3 separate regions of the Homo sapiens genome follow, and regions 1 and 2 are each linked to region 3. The links are chromatin contacts, found by Hi-C or POLR2A ChIA-PET in ENCODE. All regions are on one chromosome and are shown on one strand. Each heading gives the region's core, a stretch centred on a gene start or an enhancer-like site at or near the end of the contact. The rest is flanking DNA. Distances are from core to core; before and after follow the strand shown. Region 1 has its middle 40 kb from the start of MSH2-OT1. Region 2 overlaps KCNK12 (potassium two pore domain channel subfamily K member 12). Region 3 overlaps KCNK12 (potassium two pore domain channel subfamily K member 12).

Region 1 (3,704 bases), core at 940-3,439, 34 kb after region 3:
TAATACACCACATTGCTGCTTACTTGAACTCAGTTGCACATTCAGGCCTGTAAACCTTAGTCATGCGAAGTTTACTCCGTAAGCACGTACTTAACAGTAGAGTAACGAAGAGAATCTCCAGGGTTATTCCCTAAAGCTTGGATAAAACATTTCCGGCCCCTGATGGAACATATACATCCTCCAAGTGACCGGATTTCAGGACACCAGCCCTCAGCAACCTGCTTCAAACACTGCTGACAATTTATTTTAACTCATTTGCCACACTTCTGGCTCATCATCTCTCTTTTCATTTAAACACAATCTTTCATCCAAACAGGGTACAATGCAATCACTTGGTTGGATGCCAGCATTTGGTGACTAGTCAACTTTCAAATATGCAGCTTCCTAGCTGCTCACTTTCCTTTGTGTGAACAAGCCTCGGGAGAGCAGCCTTGGTAGCAGCAAACCAGGTGTGCAGCAGGGGCCCACGTGGATGCCTCTGGCTGTGTCTGTGGCAAGCCTTCCACGGGAGTGCCACAGCCCACAACAGAATTAGAAATATTTTACATCTTTACCACACACTGTTTTTCTTAATCCTGGTGCATTGCCCATACCACTTGCTTTGACACTTAATAATTTATTGAGAAAGATTAAATTTATCACATGTACATCTCAGATTCGCTGGAGATAGGGTACTGGGGTTCAAATCCCAGCTCTGCCACTTACTGGCTATGTGACCTGGGCAAGTTACTAAACCTCTGTACCTACGTTTCCTCATCTGGAAAATGTAGATAATAAGATAAAAGATAATAAAAGCACCTGCCTTTCAGGATTAAGAGGAGCCTTTGGGGAGCCAAGCACAGTACTTTGCACTTTTCAGATACTGACAAAGTATTTAATGTTGCCAATTTTGTTGTTGTTGTTGTTGCCCAGGCTGGAGTGGCGCGATCTCAGCTCACTGCAAGCTCCACCTCCCAGGTTCATGCCATTCTCCTGCCTCAGCCACCCAAGTAGCTGGGACTACAGGCACCCGCCACCATGCATGGCTTTTTGTATTTTTAGTAGAGACGGGTTTTCACCGTGTTAGCCAGGATGGTCTCGATCTCCTGACCTCGTGATCCACCTGCCTCGGCCTCCCAAAGTGCTGGGATTATAGGTGAGCTACCGCGCCCAGCCAAATGTTGCCAAATTGTTAATCCACATTGTGATGTTAAAGATTCAACGTGGAGTCATTTTCGTGATTGCTTTGGCTGAGCCTGATGTTTAGCAATGAAACACACTGGAATTGACAATAAATATTAAATTTTAAACATGAAAAAAATGGACAAAATGTATCTTGCTGGATGGACAAGGCATATAAAAATTGCAGGTCAGTGGTTGAATTTAAAACAGTTGCATTAATGTCTCAGATTCAATTATACTTAATTTGGCATTAACCTATCTCTATTCATAAAATTATTATTCATAACATTTATTGGACTAATTCTGTCAACAAAATTCCAGGAAATAAACAATCGTGATAGTGATAGGTTAATTGCTAAGGTTGTGTTTACTGGTTAATTCTGAACACAAAAGAATTCACTGCTGTTGTTTTTTTTGTTAGACGTAAGAAACTGCCCACTGACAGAACTTTTTCTTGTTTCTAAATTTAACCATTTAAGTTGCTAATTCTTCTTTCCCTCTTTGAGGTGAACCCAGGGCAGCAAGCAACAGTGTGATCTTCTACTCACCAAATCCAGAAGTAAGACCAGGGCAGTCCAGTCAAGGCTGCCCAACACCTGCCATTTCCATATGGTTCACCCCACTGCTGAATTTCCCACATGGCTGGACCAGAGACATGTATGGGCACTTTGGTTTGGACAAACCACACACCAAAGCAAATGCATACTGACATACATTTAATTTGAGCATGTTCTGAATGTTGTCTGACACCATGAAATACTGTTCTTCCAGGGAGGTCAAGGAAACGGCTGTAGCAAATGCAAGGAAAGGGCTTCCCATTGCCCTCCTTAGAGAGAACAGGAGGCACTGATAACTCCCAGCAACAAGACACTGTCTACAAGGGATTATTTCCTCTGTGATATCCTAGCACTGCACCACAGAGGTTAACTTCTGAAGCAGTATAAGAGGAAGTAGTAGCTCTATCAATCAAGATAAGTGGTGTGGGTGTGAAGACAGGCCAACATCGGGCAGAAAACTATCACACTGGGCTTCCACTTCCAGTTTCAGTGTAAAAATACATGTAACATTCTGAACATTTTCATCATTTTCTCCAGCCGCACCCTATCTCCTTAACCCAAACACACTGAGTCCAGAAAGACAATCAGAGATTTCCTTTGTATATGAAAATTCTCCTTACTCATTTGTTCTTCCCCATAAGCTAATTAACATTGTTTATTTCAGACCAGGGACTGGTTTTTCCTGACTATTCTGTACACCATTTTAATCAGCAGAATGTAACTAACAAGCTTAAAGAGCCACTCAATACTGAATCAGCAGCTCATACCATATGCTTGGGTAAAAACATACTTCCCAAAAAAGCTAAATGCAGAAAGACCAAGGATAGAAGATGTATTTAATACTCAAGAAGTCTAACAGGATGTGGAATATTGAGATTTTAAGGGGGAAAAGTTATTCTTTAAATACATCTACCCTAGTCACCGGGCTAGCTTAGTCAATAGAGTATGAGACAAGACTTAAATATATCTTAAAACATCTTTCTTATACCAGTTTTGCTACAACTTTTAACTCCAAAACAGTATTTTAAGGAAAAAAAAATCAAATTACAAAAACAACTTCATCTTAGCTTCTTAGTGCTAATTTTTTTTAAAGATGCAAAAAATCATGTATTTTCTCAGAAACATGGTTATGTGGTCAACAGATTTCTTAACAACAGAGTTCTAAATTTTGGATAAAATTTATATATCCAGCTTTATTCTGGTATTACCCAAATTCATGTTTGAGTGGGAAAGAAAAACCAAACCACATTATAAATTTAAATTTTAAGAAAAAACCTTTGACAGGTCAGAAATTAGTTTATATTTTGCTTTACATACACCATTCTAAAAGGAAGGAAACACTAACTGAAGGCCTGGTTTTACATTAGCATATTCATGTAATAAGCACAGATTAAGTTTGAAACTTCTTAAGCAGATCTATTACGTATTTTCTCATTTTCAAAAACATCTTAGAAAACTGTCTCTTTTAGAGGAATGAAAACAGCCTGACAGACTACATGTTTTCTTGGAATGAAGTCTCCCCCAATTTCTTGTAGCCCTAACAACTAAAACCATGAGCTGATTTCCACGTTAAACATGCTTCTGTGCAGCAATCTAAAAACACTCTTTCACAACCACGGGATGAACTATTTCATTGGAATTTAAAATTTGCTTTTTGAATTATATGAAAGCTTTTCATGTATAAGTGATTAAAAGGATTTGTAAACCAATAAATATTTCTACATTTAAAATCTTCCTCTGTCAGTTTGCCTTTTTCCTAAGCCTTTGGCAGCCAGAAAAGAAAAACTGATGTAACCCACTCTAAATTAACGATGACGAAAAAGAACTTGGTAAACTGAAAGGACTCATCGGTCATACATTTGTTCTCATACCAAACTTTAACTGCATTAAAAAAAAAAATTGCAGCTAACTATAAAGCAAGCACGTGCAAAACCACCACTCAGGTTAAAAACCAGAACTGTGGCCCTCCAGAAGCCCTAATGTGCC
Region 2 (3,511 bases), core at 423-2,922, 37 kb before region 3:
GCGCCTGCCAGTGCTACTCTCTTCTCTAGCCACCCTTAACTTCTGTCCCCCTTACCTCGCACTTTAAGCCTCTAGGCTGTTACATATGCTGTACTCTCCACCTGGAATGCCCTTCCCTTCCTCCCTGTTTTCTACCAGGTGAAATCAGTCTTCAAGATCCAGCTCAAATGGTGCCACTAGAGAGGGACCTACTGTGAAGTCCCTCTTACTGCCCTCAGACCTGTGCCAATCATTTGTTTCTATGCCAGCTTCCCCATCTGCGAAGTAAGCCACCGTTCAGTGGGTTAAGATGTGTCTAAAGCTGGCCCAGGGCCCAGCACATAGTAGGTATGCAGAAAACGTAGTTTCTTCTTTCTCCACCTCAGAAGCTACATCTTAGTAGTGCTTGTCACTGTTACAATTAATAACATGATAATAACCATCATGGCAGCAGCTATGCATTGAATGACTACTTCGAAGTGCAGCAAAGAGGTAATTTCTGTCAATCATGGAGCATAATACTTGGCACAAAGTAGGTGATTAATCAACATATGTTGAGTGGATGGAATGAATGAGTAACTGAAAACCCTGGACTGCTGGAAATTAACAACAAAAAATAAAAACTGAGCAAGCTGGGCCCAGACCACGTTTCCAGAACCTCCCAGGGCCTCCCTGCTGGGCTCCCCACTCCTACAGCTGGAGGGGCTGGCTGTGCATGAGCCCCTCTGCTGGGCCGTTGCTTTAATGCTCTCTCAGTGGCTGGCAGGTGTGCAGCAGGGCAGCCAGCTCATTCTGGAGCTCCCCTCCCTGGCAGTGCGTTTCCATGGCTCTCTGAGTCAGCTGGGTCCTTATCCTGACCCTGCCCTGGACTGAAACCAAACTAGACAATTCTAAGCCTCAGCCCTTGTTACCCTCAGAAAGCAGTAGGAAAAGTTCAGTTCTGAACTAGGGGGGCTTCTGGTCCTAGTTTTCCCACTGACTCAGATTTCCTATCTGGCCCTGGCCTTGGCCACATCTCTTAGCCATAAAGAGGCCCTGCTCAATTCCACCTCTCAGTCCAGTGGTTCTGCCTTTTCTCTTCACCTGCCCAGGACACATTCCTTAGAAACTGGAGGTTGCTTCACACATTTGACGGAAGTTTAATCAGTAATGAAATGCAATTCCACAAACCAGGAAAAGCCACCCCCACCCACACGGCCCAGCACCATCACAATGCCTCCAAAAATACTTGGGGAAGCTTTTATTGGAATCAGTTGTCCTAGCTTTCTGGAAAGTTTCAGTTGAGATAAACGCAAACTCCGAATCGCACTCCGCGTGACTCCTCTCTAATCCTTTCCAAATGGCCATGATCCTCTTCCCTGCTGCCAAGTGTTCTGAATTCTGAGCGCCTCGTGTGAGCCTGTTTAGCTGCTAACACCAGGACCTGCCAGGAATTCTGCAGGGACAGCCCAGGTGCGAGGGGGAAAGGTAGGCACGGGCCTCTGCCTGTGCTGAGTGTGTTGGCATTTCCTAGGGGCGGGGTGCATTTTGGAGGCCATGCAGGTTTGGATTGCTGGGTTCTCTTCTAAAATGGAAGGTCGGGAAAGAAAGCTGAGATTGCATGGGAGCTAATTCTGAAGGTCTGGCAGCCTCAGTGGCAGGCAGGGAAGAGGTCCTTGCCTGTGTCAGTGCAGAAGTGGGACTGCAGGGCCTGCCCCTGCCAGCACCCTCTTTGTCACTCCCCACACTTCCTGCTGGTTTGGCATGGAATCACTTGTGTGACTGTGTGCTTAGCATCTGCTTCTCTTGCCAGATTCTGGGTTCCTGGAAGATGAGAACGCTATCTCCTCCATTCCCCTCCATGTCTCCAGTGCCTGGCACAGGGCATGGCACATGGGAGGGGCTACAGAAATATTTTCAGAATCAATGTAAATTTGAATGAATGGCCGTTTCCAAGATTCCCAACTCTACCTAGGCACCTGTTTTATAAAAAGTAAAATATGATGATCAGATGATGACCTGCTTTGTAAAAGAAGGCTTTGCTTCTCAAAGGGATTCATTCCAAAGCTCCTGTAAGCAGCAACATACCCCATTATATTTAAAGAGAGATGTAACTTGTAACCAATGTCAGGAACCCAGCAGCTGCATGAAGTCCACCTTACTGCCGTTTCTACCTTCACAGTCCCCGAATCCCTAAGGCATCTCAGTTCCTAACATCAAATTAGTGAGCAATATACATGACCCAGAAGGCAGTTCAGCAGAGTATATAACAAGAGCTGAAGTGGGTCATACACCTGTACTGATTGGAGTTGTTCGGGCCTCTTGGTGCAGTCAAGCAGAGATTGGATTGTATGCCTAACATACGGAAATTGCCTTACAAAGCTCCTTGATGTGCATTGTTCAGCCGGGCAGGTATGCATTATTCATGTATCCATTTTAAGAATGAAGAAATCTGCATTGCCAAGTGACAATTTGCAGTACAATGTAGTGGTTAGGGAGAGAATGCTGGGGGCCCTGGTCTTGGGTATGAATTTTAGCTTGTCTTGGTCTGTTTTCTGCTTCCATAACAGAATATCACAGACTGGGTAATTTATTAAAAAAAAACAAACAAAAAAAAGTTGATTTCACTCACCATTCTGGAGGCTGGGAAGTTTATGATAGAGGGCTCTGGCATCTGGCAAGAGTCATCCATGTGGAAGGCATCACATGGTGAGCAAGTGCAGGACAGAATCAGCCCAAACTCATCCTTTTATCAGGAGCCCACTCCCGCAATAACCAACCCACTCCAGTGATGATGACATTAATCCATTCATGAGAACAGAACCCACATGATCCAATCACCTCTTAAAGTTCTCACCTCTTAAAAGTCTTACAATAGCCATTGGATTTCAACGTAAGTTTTGGAGGAGACATTCAAACCATAGCAAGCTCTGTCATTGGGGTTGCCAGCATGCATCTCCTGCCCATTCACTGAAGTCTGCCTCACTGAGTTCCTCTCCAGCCTTCTCCAGCCTCCCACAGATGATGCATCCAAGAACTGGGCTCCTTAACCATCTCATCTATAACCATATTTCTTTCCATCCCACCCCAGCAGGTCATTTGGTTCTATCTATGTATGTCCTTGCTATTACTAGTAACTGCATTACCTTCAAAGTTTTTGACTCTAAACATCTCACCTCTGACCACCACCTCCCATGCTTCCAGCTCCCATCCTCTGATATCACCCTGTTTGGGTGAGATCATAATCCTTTGGCTGTAAGACCTACAGGTCCTTTACACTCCCACTCTTATTTTTCCACCATCTTCTTTGAGCCTGCATTTCTTTTTTAACTCAGCTTGGATTCATTCCCTTTTCAGAGACCCTTAACTTCCTTGCCCCTCTCTCCCTATGTTGTACCCCTATCAAAATACCAACTTCCCACGTATTCTTCATCTGCCCTCAAGCAGCTGAATATGGCTAACAAACTATGCAGAGATGCTGACTGGTCCAACTTTAAATTGGTGACCCTGAGTACCAGCTGGACACTCCACACTGGCAGCACCCCCCACATCC
Region 3 (3,269 bases), core at 450-2,949:
AATTTTGGGGTCCTTTAGTTAGTAGGCAGAGTTGGTAAACTGATTTTTTTTTTAATAACAGGGAGGGACCGAAAATCTATGGCACACTTGGGAAAAAAAATTGGGCACATATGACAACTCTTTAAAAACTGCCCTTTGAACAGAAAAGTCTGCTATTCTAGTATGTAAGACTTTGGAGTCATCTGGGAATTGATTTGAAATGCACATTTTCTTGTCACCCCATATTCACACTGTAAGAACTAGGGAAGTGACGGACTACCCACTTGGCCTTAGGCCCAATTCCAGAGGCATGAAATGTTGGCAGACTAAGAAAATATGGTCCTTTCTCTGCCATTAGAAAAAATAACAAAGAATTCACTGGACATGGTGGCATACACCTGCAGTCCTATCACTTGGGAGGCTGAGGTGGAAGGATCACTTGAGCCCAGGAGTTTAAAGCTGCAGTGAGCTATGATTGTACCACTGCATCCAGCCTGGGTGACAAAGAACCTATCCCCCCAAAAAAGAAAATATGATCGTTTGACCAAAGGCCTTTTCGAAGTGCCTGTAAAGTGAAAATTAGTCACAGCACTAAGATTACTTGGCTTTTTTCACCATTCTCAAGTAGGCAGTGGAGTTTCCAAGTAACAAGACTGGTATAAAAAGTGCACAAGCACATAAGAAGCTAGATATCTTTGAAGAGATCTATGTTGGTTTTGATTTCTAATGTAAATATTTGTAATTCACCCAACAAAACTCACCTAGACTAGTATATTAATGTATTTATGAACTAAAATAAAGATGACAGTTTTTAAAAAAAAATTTGGAGGAGTGGGAGAGCAGGTGTCCCTTGTTGGCTTTGTGGGTAGCTCAGTGGTTTGCACCTGTGCAGCAGTGGTTTCTATTTTTTGTGTCATGATGGGTCCTTCCTAGTGACTACCTGTCCCAACCACTTGGGTTTATAGGTCCCCAAGATGAAGGGCCATGTCTCCTCCATCAGTTTAGGGGCTGCCAAGATCAGGAAACCTATTAAGTGCCACCAAGGGAGATAAATGACTAAGTGCTGTTCTTCCTCCACCTGAGTGGTGCCACTCGAGATAGGAGCCGCGCAAGCACCTGCATGCCCCCGCCCCCACACCCCCCACCCTCGCCCAGTGAGGACCACCTGCGCGGCCAGGACCGCGCTGACCCTGCCCTGTCTCCACAGGTTTCGGCATGACCACCCCCGCGACGGTGGGCGGGAAGGCCTTCCTCATCGCCTACGGGCTGTTCGGCTGCGCTGGGACCATCCTGTTCTTCAACCTCTTCCTGGAGCGCATCATCTCGCTGCTGGCCTTCATCATGCGCGCCTGCCGGGAGCGCCAGCTGCGCCGCAGCGGCCTGCTGCCCGCCACCTTCCGCCGCGGCTCCGCGCTCTCGGAGGCCGACAGCCTGGCGGGCTGGAAGCCCTCGGTGTACCACGTGCTGCTCATCCTGGGCCTGTTCGCCGTGCTGCTGTCCTGCTGCGCCTCGGCCATGTACACCAGCGTGGAGGGCTGGGACTACGTGGACTCGCTCTACTTCTGCTTCGTCACCTTCAGCACCATCGGCTTCGGGGACCTGGTGAGCAGCCAGCACGCCGCCTACCGGAACCAGGGGCTCTACCGCCTGGGCAACTTCCTCTTCATCCTGCTCGGCGTGTGCTGCATTTACTCGCTCTTCAACGTCATCTCCATCCTCATCAAGCAGGTGCTCAACTGGATGCTGCGCAAGCTGAGCTGCCGCTGCTGCGCGCGCTGCTGCCCGGCTCCTGGCGCGCCCCTGGCCCGGCGCAATGCCATCACCCCAGGCTCCCGGCTGCGCCGCCGCCTGGCCGCGCTCGGTGCCGACCCCGCGGCCCGCGACAGCGACGCCGAGGGCCGCCGCCTCTCGGGCGAGCTCATCTCCATGCGCGACCTCACGGCCTCCAACAAGGTGTCGCTGGCGCTGCTGCAGAAGCAGCTGTCGGAGACGGCCAACGGCTACCCGCGCAGCGTGTGCGTCAACACGCGCCAGAACGGCTTCTCGGGCGGCGTGGGCGCGCTGGGCATCATGAACAACCGGCTGGCCGAGACCAGCGCCTCCAGGTAGACCGCCCGTCCGCCCGCGCCGGGGACCCTCTCCAGGCCGCGGGGCCGCCGGGCGTGGTTTGCTTCTCTCAGTCACTGCTGGCGCTTTCTTAATCTTTATCCAATAAAATGAAACAAAAAAAATTTTTTTAAAGAAATACTATTTGGCCAGGCCTGATGTTATCAAGGGCAGGTTTTGGGGACGCCTGTGTTCCTTGTGAGTCCCCTCTTGGAGAACCGTGGCCCCCAGCAGATTCTCCTTCAGGGAGAGAAAACGTGGCCCCCCAGGCCCACACCCAGGGCATACCGCAGCGAGGAGGGTTTTGCAGACTGGCACTAAACCCCGTCCCCATGCACAGAAGCAGCCGGCAACCCCAAAGCATATGGTGCAACTTTTCGTGGCTCTGAATTACCTCCTCAGCATTTAGAATCCTGGCCCAGCCTAGCAGCTTCCTTCTGGTCGTCAGAAGTGATATAGTCACAGTTTTGACAGGTGGGGGTTGGGACAGCCATATGTTGCCTCCCGATGTATATATATAGAACAGCCACTACACACAGAGAATGGTGTAGTATTATGCAATGAGATGAAACATAGCACCAACTTGCGGACTGTGGCATTTCCCCCAGATTTGGAAATTGCAGTGGTGAGGGGCTTAGCTGGCCTTTCTCAGCTCAGAGTTAGTCCATTTAGCACAGAGCACAGGGCAGCTACTTCTAATGGTGGGCGGTCCAGGGCACCTGTGAGGAGGGGAGCGGTGAGGCTGCAGGAGCCCTGCTGGGCTTTTAGCTGGCTGATCTCCAGGCTCGGATCGGCAGATCTTGAATCCCCCAACCGTCCTTTCTTTCACAAGCTCATCCACAGCAGTGCTTTTCAATATTAACCAGGAATATCTGAGTCTTCTCAGACAAGATATTTATTTGTTGGTGTGGATTTTTTTTTTCTTAACTACTGTTGATCAGTTCAACTTTTCCCCCTTTAAGAGATCATGGGGTTGCCGGGCGCAGCCCTCCAGCTTCTCCTCCTCCTCCTCTGAAGGAGGCACCTCTGCCAGCTGCGTCCTTGGGAACCAGGGCCTGCAGCACCAGGAACCCAAAAGAAGCCATCTTGCAAATGTCAGGGTATTTGGCTCCAGAGGCCATGATGTGTTTGGGGTCAGGAAAGATAGAATCCCTTTCTAAATATTGTTTATCAAGAGGATTTGT

What was found. Hi-C counts contacts between places; a loop is a spot of excess contacts on that map. ChIA-PET counts read pairs that join two places held with the same protein, here RNA polymerase II (POLR2A). Pooled maps may share reads with other maps.
Region 1: a map of natural killer cell shows a loop between it and region 3 (8-fold over the local background). The contact joins two enhancer-like sites. A Hi-C loop is called at or near these places in 3 of 168 maps with a recorded cell type or tissue (dorsolateral prefrontal cortex, endothelial cell of hepatic sinusoid and natural killer cell), 7 of 37 single-sample maps with no recorded cell type and 8 of 50 pooled maps. POLR2A ChIA-PET finds 5 or more read pairs at or near these places in 9 of 52 experiments (AG04450, H1, OCI-LY7 and 4 more).
Region 2: a map of posterior cingulate gyrus shows a loop between it and region 3 (2.7-fold over the local background). The contact joins two enhancer-like sites. A Hi-C loop is called at or near these places in 4 of 168 maps with a recorded cell type or tissue (Right ventricle myocardium inferior, dorsolateral prefrontal cortex, heart right ventricle and 1 more) and 4 of 50 pooled maps. POLR2A ChIA-PET finds 5 or more read pairs at or near these places in 2 of 52 experiments (A549 and WTC11).

The regions. Positions count from the first base shown.
Region 1 is chr2:47,485,761-47,489,464 of GRCh38, reverse strand. It overlaps a transcript of MSH2 not described here. Among named protein-coding and RNA genes, the nearest start is that of MSH2-OT1, 40 kb to the left of the region's middle. Within about 2 kb of position 2,189, at least 3 of the 41 ENCODE cell types and tissues checked have a DNase peak (open chromatin) inside an H3K27ac peak, as active enhancers do; they include OCI-LY7, where a contact is called at or near this core.
Region 2 is chr2:47,556,488-47,559,998 of GRCh38, reverse strand. The region is part of intron 1 of KCNK12 (potassium two pore domain channel subfamily K member 12); the gene reads left to right. It also overlaps a transcript of MSH2 not described here. Among named protein-coding and RNA genes, the nearest start is that of KCNK12, 13 kb to the left of the region's middle. Within about 2 kb of position 1,672, at least 3 of the 41 ENCODE cell types and tissues checked have a DNase peak (open chromatin) inside an H3K27ac peak, as active enhancers do; they include dorsolateral prefrontal cortex, where a contact is called at or near this core.
Region 3 is chr2:47,519,726-47,522,994 of GRCh38, reverse strand. KCNK12 (potassium two pore domain channel subfamily K member 12) reads left to right here. Exons shown (of 2, transcript NM_022055.2): 2 at 1,187-3,269. The coding sequence ends at 2,088. It also overlaps a transcript of MSH2 not described here. Among named protein-coding and RNA genes, the nearest start is that of MSH2-OT1, 6.2 kb to the left of the region's middle. RefSeq lists a silencer at 1,787-2,056. Within about 2 kb of position 1,699, at least 8 of the 41 ENCODE cell types and tissues checked have a DNase peak (open chromatin) inside an H3K27ac peak, as active enhancers do; they include OCI-LY7 and dorsolateral prefrontal cortex, where a contact is called at or near this core.